Regions from separate parts of the Mus musculus genome. Here region 1 is linked to region 2. Evidence: chromatin loops called from intact Hi-C (ENCODE). Cell type or tissue: gastrocnemius. All regions are shown on one strand. Each heading gives the region's core, and the rest is flanking DNA. Links, peaks and the distances in the headings are about the cores only. Region 1 overlaps Asap1 (ArfGAP with SH3 domain, ankyrin repeat and PH domain1). Region 2 holds the start of Cyrib (CYFIP related Rac1 interactor B).

What was found. Peaks named below come from ENCODE experiments on the same cell type or tissue, not always from the same donor. Only the 100,000 strongest peaks of a DNase experiment are listed, where the experiment ranks them.
Region 1: it touches region 2 in a loop (5-fold over the local background); 6 of 42 quality-filtered maps call a loop at or near these places.

What each region holds. Positions count from the first base shown.
Region 1 is chr15:64,112,584-64,117,955 of GRCm38, forward strand. The region is part of intron 25 of Asap1 (ArfGAP with SH3 domain, ankyrin repeat and PH domain1); the gene reads right to left. Among named protein-coding and RNA genes, the nearest start is that of Gm20717, 17 kb to the left of the region's middle. In gastrocnemius, for the core only: a CTCF peak has its summit at 3,201 (motif pointing left); a DNase peak (open chromatin) is centred at 3,226; H3K27ac peaks cover 1,750 bases.
Region 2 is chr15:64,058,192-64,063,563 of GRCm38, forward strand. It overlaps Cyrib (CYFIP related Rac1 interactor B), which reads right to left and starts at 2,257. Exons shown (of 13, transcript NM_001360036.1): 1 at 2,004-2,257. In gastrocnemius, for the core only: a CTCF peak has its summit at 2,495; DNase peaks (open chromatin) are centred at 761, 1,349, 2,004, 2,183 and 2 more places; H3K4me3 peaks cover 1,981 bases; H3K27ac peaks cover 3,895 bases.

The DNA of each region.
Region 1 (5,372 bases), core at 239-5,238, 54 kb after region 2:
AAAAAAAAAAAGGAAAGCGATAGAAACCAGGGAGGGGGGAAGCTAGGAACATTGCCATATGCAAGATACTTAGTGATCTAGAAAAGTTCCAAATGAGCTTTTTATACTCTGTGTTAAAAGAAAATCATAATTACTGATGGTGTTCTTCCTGGGTAAACTTAAAAGATAGTTTTAATTATTAATTAATGGTTTGTACTAACAAGGATTCAGTCATTAATTCTCAGAGGTAGCCTGACAGGGCAGTGGACAATGATCATCTAAATAAGGTAGACATGTACATTAAGAGAATGACCACAGTTATAGACTTGATTCTGTTTCACTGACGTGACACAGGACAGCAGCTTTATGGTTCCTGTAAAGCAATACCTAGTCACACTATTAGTTACTAATGTCTTAGATATCATAAGGAGGTTGTACTACAGCCTTACACATGCACGGAGCTTTGCACTCTTCAAATGGGTTTGAATAGGTTATTTCTTTTAACTTTCAGTACTATCCTGTGAGATATGGGTTTAGTACGGTCCTATCATGTATCCAGGGAAGGAGCTTGGCATGACAGACCCCATAGAATAGGAGGCACGGATCTGGGACAAAGCAGGTTTAGAAACAGCAGACACTTGCTCCAGCAGTCAGTGCTGCTGGCTCCTGAGATGCAGGGCAGCATTTTCAGCCTTTGACCCCCCCCCCCCCCCCCCCCCCGGGGAAAACACCCAGGTCCAGTAGGAGGAAGTGGAAAGAGGAAATGCAGAATAGGTAACAGACAATAGTGAGTTTCTCTTGTACTTTCATCTCTATCACCATCTAGGGATTCTCTGGTGAAGTGCATCTTACAAAAGGTCACGTAGGGAGGCTCTAAATACTGAAGTAAAAGGCTAACAGAGGTATGTGTGACTTCAGGGATGATGTCATGCAAGGGTCACCCAGTCTCTACCAACCAAGCTGAATCCAGATCCAAGAGTTTGGAAAGTTGGTCAGACATGGCAAGAAGCTGAGTTCAGAGAACGGTGAGCTGACTCAAGCCCAAACACTCAGGCCTGACAACAGGTTGTTCTTCCTGACTCCCACATGCACAGTGGGGATCTCTCTTCACTTCCTGCCTACTTTAAAAACTATTTTTATTCAGTTTTGAGGATTTCAATACTTTTTTTTTCTGCCCTCACTTGTTAGGAGGATTCATATGTAACTTTATCCAGAATCTTTCTTTAATGCATTTCTCTTCCCTGGAGTGACTGCTGTTAATGTCTAAGACTTGAGCAAGGTTGCCAGGGACAAGAATACCCCGTTTTGTACCACAGTGACTGCTCTTCTTCCTGCTCCGTCTGCATGTTTTCACAGGGGAGATGGTATTGCTTTTCTCTGTCCCAGTGCTGGACCTGGTAAAGCCTGGGCATCAATGCACAGATTTTCCAGTATTTTGCACATTTGGATTTCAGTAAAGGTGAAAACCCAGGTCTTCTACCTGGAGACCAAATAAAAAGTACAACTTTCAAAGTTCACAGAAAACGGCTTAAAAAGCCGTCTTGACAATAATATGCCTTACAGAAGACTTAATGACTGAAGCTATACCTGAGTAACTCTACCAGCACACAGAAAAGCTCTATCACTTACTAATGGTTTTCCCTTTATTTATTTTTATTATTTTTTATTTTTTATTTATTTTTCAAGATAGGGTTTCTCTGTGTAGCCCTGGCTGTCCTGTAGACCAGGCTGGCCTCGAACTCAGAAATCCACCTGCCCCTGCCTCCCAAGTGCTGGGATTAAAGGCGTGCGCCACCACGCCCGGCTCCCTTTGTGTTTTTAATTAACAATGTCATATATGTTCATTGAGCACATGATGCTATTTTGAAACACATACACGTTACGGAATGATTCAATGAGTCAATTAACATTTTTCACCTAATATATTATTGTGGTAAGAACACTCAGAATCTATTGTCCTAGCAACTTTCAAGACTACAATCCATTATTATTTGCTATAATAACATGTCCTACATTGTATTTTAAATTTATGTGGCTGTTTTTATGTAGCTGGTCCCATGGTTTTTTATAGTATGTTAATCACCTTAGTAAGCAGTAGTTAAAGCCAGGTGCTGTATAAGGAAGGAAGGAGCGCCAGGGTGACATGTTTTTCTTTGTTGATTTCTTTGCAGAGAGTAGCCTTAGATGTTCATTTGTCCCTCAGTCCCTTTCTGATACTGATAACAGTAGTGGATTCAAAGGAGTTAGGGTTGGTTCTGTAACAGTTACATAAGCACACACTTTGATCTCTCCCCATGCAGGAGAAATCAGGATTACCTCTGCTTCTTTTTTCATACCCTAGAGGCCAGGTGACTTGACCAGATAGCCTGTGTTAGTGACCCTTGTTGAAGATAAAGCTCTTGGTCAGCCCACGGGGCTTCAGGAAATGTGTTTAAAAAGGAATTTGGTACATCACAGCTTCCGTTCTGAATGCCTATCTTAACTGTAAGGTCAGTGAATTGTAAAGATCTTGCATCTGGTTAGTTTTGGTGTGTGGTGTTTTTATTTATTTGCAAATTGTTTTTTTTTAATAACGAAGCTTTAACAATTATTAAAATAATAAAATATATGGTGGGAAACTGGAAAAGGGCCACAACAACAACAACAAAAGCAAAGCTAAATATAAACATAAATCTAATGCGATGATTTAAAGGCAAAGCGCGTGAGTTGTTATACCAAGCCGCTCAAAGGGTTATCCCAGGAGATACAAGCCCCAGGGAGCGGTAGTCACCAACGTATGAACACTTGCCAGGCTTGTAGCACTCAGCCAGTGATGGCAAGCCACGGCAGGAAGCTGAGGGGGTCTCCCCATCTCCACTTGTCTCTTAGACTTCAGGCCTCTCAGAGAAGGCGATGCTTTGTATAAAGTGCTTCCACAGCTGTCCTGGGTAGAATTGCTATAAGCATTTCTACAGCGCTCTCCGGTAAGTGCACCGCCACTTCCCTAGGACATGTGGTCTGGTTCCATGTGTGCCCACTCCCTCCTTTTGCTGTGCATCTTTTGAGACATGCTTTCACTTATTCTTTCTGTTGCTTCTACACTTAATAATCTGACAGATGAACCCCATCTTGCACTGTGCTGAGACAACAGGACTATAGCTCCTGTTCTGGAGAAGTTTTCAGTAGGGCAGGAGGAAAAAGAAACCTGGCTTTCAAAGCAGGTTTGCTCTCCTCCTGCACTGCCCCCTACTGACCTGATGGTGCATTTTCTGCTTGCTTTCTTACTTTGCAGAAGGCCTTCTTCACTCTCCCCTGTATCCCTGCTCCTGAAATAGTTGTTGAATGAGTGCACTCGGTGGAGCTGTGCGGTCTCATCTGCTTGTCATTTCACTGTGCAGGCTCAAAGCAGTGACTCAGCAAGGCAAACACCAAATCCTTACTTCTGGTAACTCTGCAGGATTGGCCCTCATGGAGTAGGAATCCCGGGGGTCTAGACTGAGGGTGGAGTCTGTATGAGGTAGGAGGTCTCCATCATAGCATGTACACATGAGATGCAACGGTTAGTATTCACATGCTATTCAGAGCAGTAATATTTCTGGATTCTAGCACACTAGTTGTTCCTGCTTCTAAAAGCTTAAAAACTTAGTTCTTCAAACCGAGTTTTGCTCCTTGAGATCAGACTTATTCTTTACAAAGTTTCTTTTAGTTAAAAAGCAGGCAGGCGTCAGGTCTCGATATGGTACATGCTAATCCAGCTAGTGAGCAACTTCACTCTGGTCCATAGTTCCCTGAAAACGCCTTAAAAGAGGCAGTGGCAGAGAGAACCAACCCCAATGGATCACATGGTGCCATGTGCTATGTCGAGTGTTTCCTACAGTCCTCAATCTTGTGAGAAGTAATGGCTCGATGGTGGGTATACATTTTTGCCATTGACACGCAAAAAAGCATGAAGATGAATAATGGCAGACAGCCATGACTCTAAACTTTAACATTATTGTAAACCAGCTAAGTTAGCCAACCAAGCAAGCAAACACTATGTACTTGCAAGTACCTGTTCTGTGAGATGAGCTGTGCAGCTATTGGTTTCCCATGATCCTCCACTCCAGAAGCAGCTGCAGCCACAGCCCAGCAGACCTAACAGGAGGATCTCTCCATACACTGCCTCAATGTGCTCTCCATTAGGCAGGTAAGAGAAAGACAGAGGATCTCCCTCAACAAGGAAAGAAACCGTGGGGTGACTTGCCATAGCTTGCTACAGCTCTCCTGCTACAGCACCATGTGATCTATAGGAAATTCCTTAACTTTACTAGGGCACAGTTTCTTTGCCTGTACAATGGGATATAGTCCTTCAGATTCCTCTTAGCTTTAAAGAAACCAAAGTTCTATGATAGCATTCAAATGCAAAGATTGAAAACCAGTAAAAACCTCAGGGTCCCGGTGACCCCGAGGCGGTTCTGTTTAAATTGTATTGGGTAGGGGGCTGCTGGTTATGAGAAAGATCTACACACTTAGCTTTGTACCTTCAGGGATTCTCTCTGGACTCCTTTCTGCAGAGAGCCAGGCATCTGACTGCCTGAGCTGGAAGGATGGTGAATGTGGGCCTGGGATGCTGCTGGCTGATGGGAATTTAGATCAAACTTCCCTGAGTTCTGATGAGGTCACTGGACGGTTCTGGAAATCCTTCTGAGCTTGCCTCAGAGGAGGTTTTTTTCTCTCTTGCTGCCTCTTGCACTCCCCTATTTGTGGGGGACTTTGTCAGAGGTGCCTGTTCTGTCCCAGGAAGTCATGATCCCGAGCTTCCTACATTTGTATCTGTGAGCGTAGCTTGTGCTATAAGCAAGGACCAGGGCCTTCCTTGCTGTGGAGAGAAACTAATGACAATCCAAAGGATGACTGATTCCAGACAGCTTTGTTACAAGTAGATAGTTATTCCAGTTAGCAGGATAGATTGAAAAAAAAAAAAATACAGGACCACAAAACACAAGGCCCTCTGCACAGGGTGCTAGCTGACTGTTTAACAGTGTCCTCTAAGGATCATATTTACACTGTAAGTTTCTCCCATGTAAGAGCAAGTGAGCCCGGCTGGTTAAGGACAGTTATGGTTCAGTGCCTGGCAGCTGTCAGATAGGCAGCTGTCTATCTGTGTCAGCAGCAGACAGTCCAATGCTCGGAATCTGATGTCCCACGATAGGCTGCCAGGGGGAACTCAGTCAGGAGAGTAAGTTCTATTTTCAAGCATGGGCTTGACCTGTAAAAGGAAGGGATAGGTGGTCTATCCTTCGTTAACCACGGTTGCTATGGCCAAACCTCTAAGCCCATTTCAGCAGCTGAACCGCTGAATAAATGTAGCCTTTGTTTTCTGGGTGTTCAGTAAAGAGCTAGCTAGAATTTATTCAATGCAGGCGAGTGATGCC
Region 2 (5,372 bases), core at 270-5,269:
TTTCCCAGGATAAGCCAGACACAGTTGTCAAGGTGACACAAAGCCATTCAGGATGCAGAGGACCACCAGAACCCCAGGCTAGATTTGCAGCCCTAAGGTCCTGCACCTGCCTCTCCCAGGCTGAGTAACAGGAAGCCCTGGCCTCACACCAAGTCTGGGTGAAATGGAAAGATTCTCTCTTGCCACACAGGTGACTGTGGCCACCATGTGCATTAACAAGAGCTGTGTAGCAGTGTCTCTGAATGGAGGAGCTTGCTTGCCTCGGTAGTAAATGAATGGAAGTGACCAGGGACACAGTGCCACACACCTGTGGTCTCAGAACTTGGGTAGCAGAGGCTGGAACATTCACAAGTTCTGGGCCAGCCTGTGATACATCATAAGGTCCTGTCTCAACACGTCAAGAAATTAACAAAGCAAGAAGCAGTCGCTCTCAGACTTCAGAGACATGCACACAAGGCTTTGGATGTGAAAAGAAAGAGGGGGGAAATGGCTGTTAGACAAAGCAACATTTCCTTAAAATTTCCCAAAGTGCACAAATACCTCCCTCCTCTCTCTCTCTCTCTCTCTCTCTCTCTCTCTCTCTCTCTCTCTCTCTCTCTGTGACACACACACACACACACACTCATAATCTACAGCATACTTATTACAAAGTGCCTCCAGGAAGAAAGCCTAGCCAGGTGACCTGTTCTGCAGGCTCCACCACAGGAGAAAAAGCCACCTCCCCCAGCCTCCTTCCCAGTTACATGGAGCCCAGGGCCTGGGAAATCATTCCAGCTGGCAACCCTGCCAGCCACCTCCACTGTCATCGCAAAAAAAAAAAAAAAAAAAAAAAAGCTTCCTTTTTCTCCACACTGAATACAACCCTCCAAGAATAGGGAGAGTCTCAATCAAAATCAGAGTGGAAGCTTCCTCAGAGGGAGTCCCTATTTCCTCCAGGGATCCGCGGATTTCTGGAGGCTGAAGTAACAAAACATGGCTCTGGTGATGATGGGGTGGAAGTTAAGGGCAAAGAAGGCAAAAATGAGGAAGCCTACGGGCTCACTTCTCAAAATTTACCAGCCACCAATTCATTTCACAACTATCTATAGGAAGCCTCCCTGTGCTCCCGCCCGGCACGTGTCTTAAGGGATGAAGGCATTAAAGGGGAGGTGACATTCCCACCCTGAACCTCAAGGCCAGGAAACCTAGTCCCATTTACTGCAGGCCAGAACTGAGAGCGGCCCATTTTACAGACACAAGGAGCCGAAAGACCCAGAGAATGCAGACAACTTGGCCAAGGTCACAAAGCTTGTGAGTGGTAGGACCAAGAATTAGACAGAGGTGCACAGCCACGTGACTCTCCCTGCTGCGCCACCTTCACACTCAAGCCCTCCCCCACCCCTCCATTTCTAGCGGCAGGGTGGGGATCTGAGACAACCCCCTAGGGCTCTGCTTGCAAAGGAAGTCCGGGTTCCTCTTTCCTCCCACCCCAGACACAAGACCCACATTCAGAGGACACACGGATTCCTTCCAGACCTACTGTGTGTGCACGACCCCCAGAAAGCCCTGTGGGCTCCAAATGCCTCCACCTCTGAACACTAAACTTCCATTTTTCAAAAAAAAAAAAAAAAAAAAAACTGATAATGATGATGATGATGCCGATGATGATGAAAACATAACGGGCAAAGAGGAAGTGCTGTTTAAACGCCGGCGGGGGTCGGAGCAGAAGGAAGTCAGGCTGGTGCGAGTCTATTCGCCCTTTTGGTTCCTCAATTCAGCCTCCTGGCCTGGAACCCCCACCCCCACCCCCAAAATGAAGTTAGCGGAGGGCAGCGCGGAGCCCGGGTCAGGCCCTGCAGCGCTCACCTGGCCTGCAAGAGGGGTGTGCCCGGGGACAACCACTCGGACCCCGCGCCCCAGCCTCCCAGTGCACAGCGCCCCAGGCGCTCGCTCGCTCCCTCCCTGCAGCCCGGTGAACCAGGGCGGCGACGCCGCAGCAGGCTCCCGGCCGGCCCTGCACGTACCTGGCGGCCCGACGGGCGGGCGGGCGAGCTGGCGGCGGGAGCCTGCGGTGCACACACGCCGCTTCCGGGTCGGCGGCTCGCGCGTCCCCGCCGCAGGTTCGCGAGCGGCCCCGCCGCGGCAGCAAGCGACAGCAGCAGCAGCAAACGGCAGCAGCAGCGGCCCGGCCCCGGCGCGGCCAGAAATCGCTATAAAAGGAAGAGGCGGCGAGGAGGAAGAGGAAGCGCTGTTTACCTTCGCAGCCCAGCCCGGCGCCGCACAAAAGGAGGACGCGACGCGCCGCCCCCCGCGCCCGGGCCCCGCCGCAGCACGGGCCCCGCGTCACCGCGCCCGGGACCGCCCCGCACCGCCCCCGCCCCAGCCCGCACAGTGACCTTGGGCGAGTCCCGGGCGCCTAGGCCCGACCCCCAGGGCGCCGGGTCCCCGCGGCCCCTCCCTCACCTGGGACGAGGGGTCGAGATGCGCTCGGCTCGGGCGCCACCTGCCTGGCTGCCCCTGGACCGCGGGAGCCGGGCAGAAAAACACCCATGGGGTCCAGTGGTGCAAGCCCGGGCACCAATAAAGCAGAGGCGATGCGAGGAGGGGGTCTGGGCTACCCACACGGTCACACGGTCGTCCCAGGACTTGTGATTTAGCGAAGGGGAAACTCCCCAAATACCATCTCCTTGTTGGGATTTTTGGTGTGGGGACCCCTGTCCTTCCCTTTGCCTAGGACATCATTAAGGGGCATTTTCCCCCTCTCCTTTACTCCTCTGCCCTCAAGTCCATGTCATCGTTATCTTGATTTTCAACCAGATTTTTCAGGAATATTTAATGTTCCGTGAAATATCTTTTCCCTGACCTCTAACGTGGTATCAAAAGGGTTACATCCACAACTTTTGCCCCTCCTTCTCATTCTTATCACCCCTCCACCTGTGCTAGGGGCTTGGGGGTACAATATTGGGGACTGATTTACCTTGGACTATTTCATCTTTAACAAAGGGGTGTGTCCAGATTTTCCTTAACCTGGGCCAATTCGGGGAACTTGGGGTTGCTGAGGCCTCCAGGACGGTTCTCAGGGAATTTTTTTGATTGCAAAAAAACTTTGTAGTGCTGGGTAGAGCCACTCTGATGATGAAAGCTTGCTTGCACTGGGACAAGCGAGAAAGGGTGTGTGGCCCACTTGGCATAGCAAACCCAAAGGGAAAGCAGAAGTGCTTTCTAGAAGTCTCTGGAGGTTTTTAGGCCAAGGGAAGAATTGCCTGGGAGGCTAAGGGCCTGAGTTCAAGTCCTCCCTGACCATTGCACTTCATGACCCTGGTCCAACATCAGAGCCTGCCAGGGCATCAGAACTCTTGGCTCTGGGGAGCAGATGCCATCTTAACAGTGTAAGAAGTGGTCTGAATATTGAATCAACGGTCAGCTATAAAGTTGAGGGGACAGCAGAAGAGGTTTTAAACCTGGGCACAGCAGAGAGCATGCAAAATGGGAGGGCCTCAGTCTGGAAGTTCAGAGTGAACCAGGTGCCAGAGGCTGTGCCCACCTCACTTAGCTCTCACCACAGTCCATGAAGCAGCCTGCCCAGAGTTACACATGAAGAGGCTGAAGCAGGGACAGATGGCATCAGCCTGAGGTCATGCCTATCACATACCAGAGGAGCCAGGCAAGCACCCAGGTTGTGTCACTTGAAGCCCAAGGACGTGCCCAGTCTGAGCCATGTGAAATGGAACAGACTGTAATGAGTCTATATACAGAACCTAGAAAGGCTATGACCATTGCTGCTGCTCCTATTGGAATAAGTGTTAAAAGACTCAAGGACCTAAGAAGCTGGGGGGACTTCAAACAGCTTAGGGCAATTGGAGTGCAGCCTGAGTGTGGGCAGGAGGCAGGGAAGAGCAGGGGAAGAGGAGGGCATGGTCAGGGGTCTACACTTAGCCTGTGTTCCACTGAGTTCACCACTTGCTAGCTTGAATTCCAACCAGTCATTCCCATGTGTCTCAGATAGGAAAGTCTGTTCCCAGATTCAGAGGCTGAGTCTTGCTTGTTCAATCAGACTCTGGTATGCTTGTCAGATGCAAGCAAATGGAGAGCTGGAAAGAGTGTTTTCAGAGTCTTTGTGGCAAGTCTGTGGTGGCCTGAGAGATCAACCCTGACAATAAATAGTGAACTCCAACATCCTGTAAGGAACACTACCTGCCATTCCCAACGACACAGGCACAGGCACGTCATGTACCCCCTCCCCGGCCCCCCCCACTGTCACTCGTCCATCTGTAAATGGATATGATAATGTCACCTTCCTTCCGGTATAGGAAGGACTGACTACATGAGATGATGAATTTTACATGATTTGCCAACTGTGGTGCCATCTTTTTATCTTAATATTAAAATCTGGATCTCATGGCATCTTTCGAGCAAAAACTTGTATTTCCTTTGTGTGTGTGTTTGCAGGAGCGGATGCTGCCCTGCCTAAAAATCGACAGAAGGTGAAAGTCAGGTGACTCAGGCACTTACTGTTGTCCTGCTGGGTTAGTAGTTTACAATTAAACACATGCTGCATCCCAACATGACCAAAGCAAACTCAGGGAAGGCCTCTTGCCTGTTTGTCTGGCTCCCCTCCCCTCTGGCCCTACAGATCCCAGAGATGATGCAGAAGCTGCTAAACTAGATGGAGCCCGGCCAGATGCTGTGCGGGGACACAGTAGTGCACACGGAAGATGCCTGCAGATGGCTCATCAGCACATCAGGCCGGATGGACATCCTTCTCCGTGATGTAGCGTGTCCTGCTGTATGTAGCATGAAGCTAAAGCTGGAACAGTGGTTCTCATGGACAGCACAAGGAGTTTGAGCCTTCCAAAGCCCAGGAATCAGAGGTTCGAGGCCAGCGGGGCCATGGAGCAAGGCCTTGTCTCAAAAACACAAAATCTGTGGGGTGCAGTGGCACATGCCTTTAAAGCCAGTGCCCAGGAGGCAGAGGCAGGAGGATCTCTGTGAGTTTGACAGTCTGGTCTACATAGTGAGTTCCAGGCCAGCCAGAGCCACACAGTGAGACCCTGTCTCAAGAAAAACAAAACAAAACAAAACAAAACAAAACAAAACAAAACAAAACAAAACCAACCAGATAACCAAACAACATGTGTCCTGTGGGGGCTGCTGGGGACTGCTGGACTAGGGAGCAGGAAGCGTTGGAAAGTGAGTGTGTGATGTGTAAAGGGTTTCCTTTGAGATAATAAATTCATGCTTTAATCAAATCCCAGGGATGGATAGCCATGAAGAGCGCATGGAATGTCTCGGAACAGCTTTCGAATCTGGGCTCTGTAGATGTTACATGAACTACGTTATATTAGAGTATCCCATTGTATCTGCAACCAGAAATGGATCAGAGTGGGGGACTC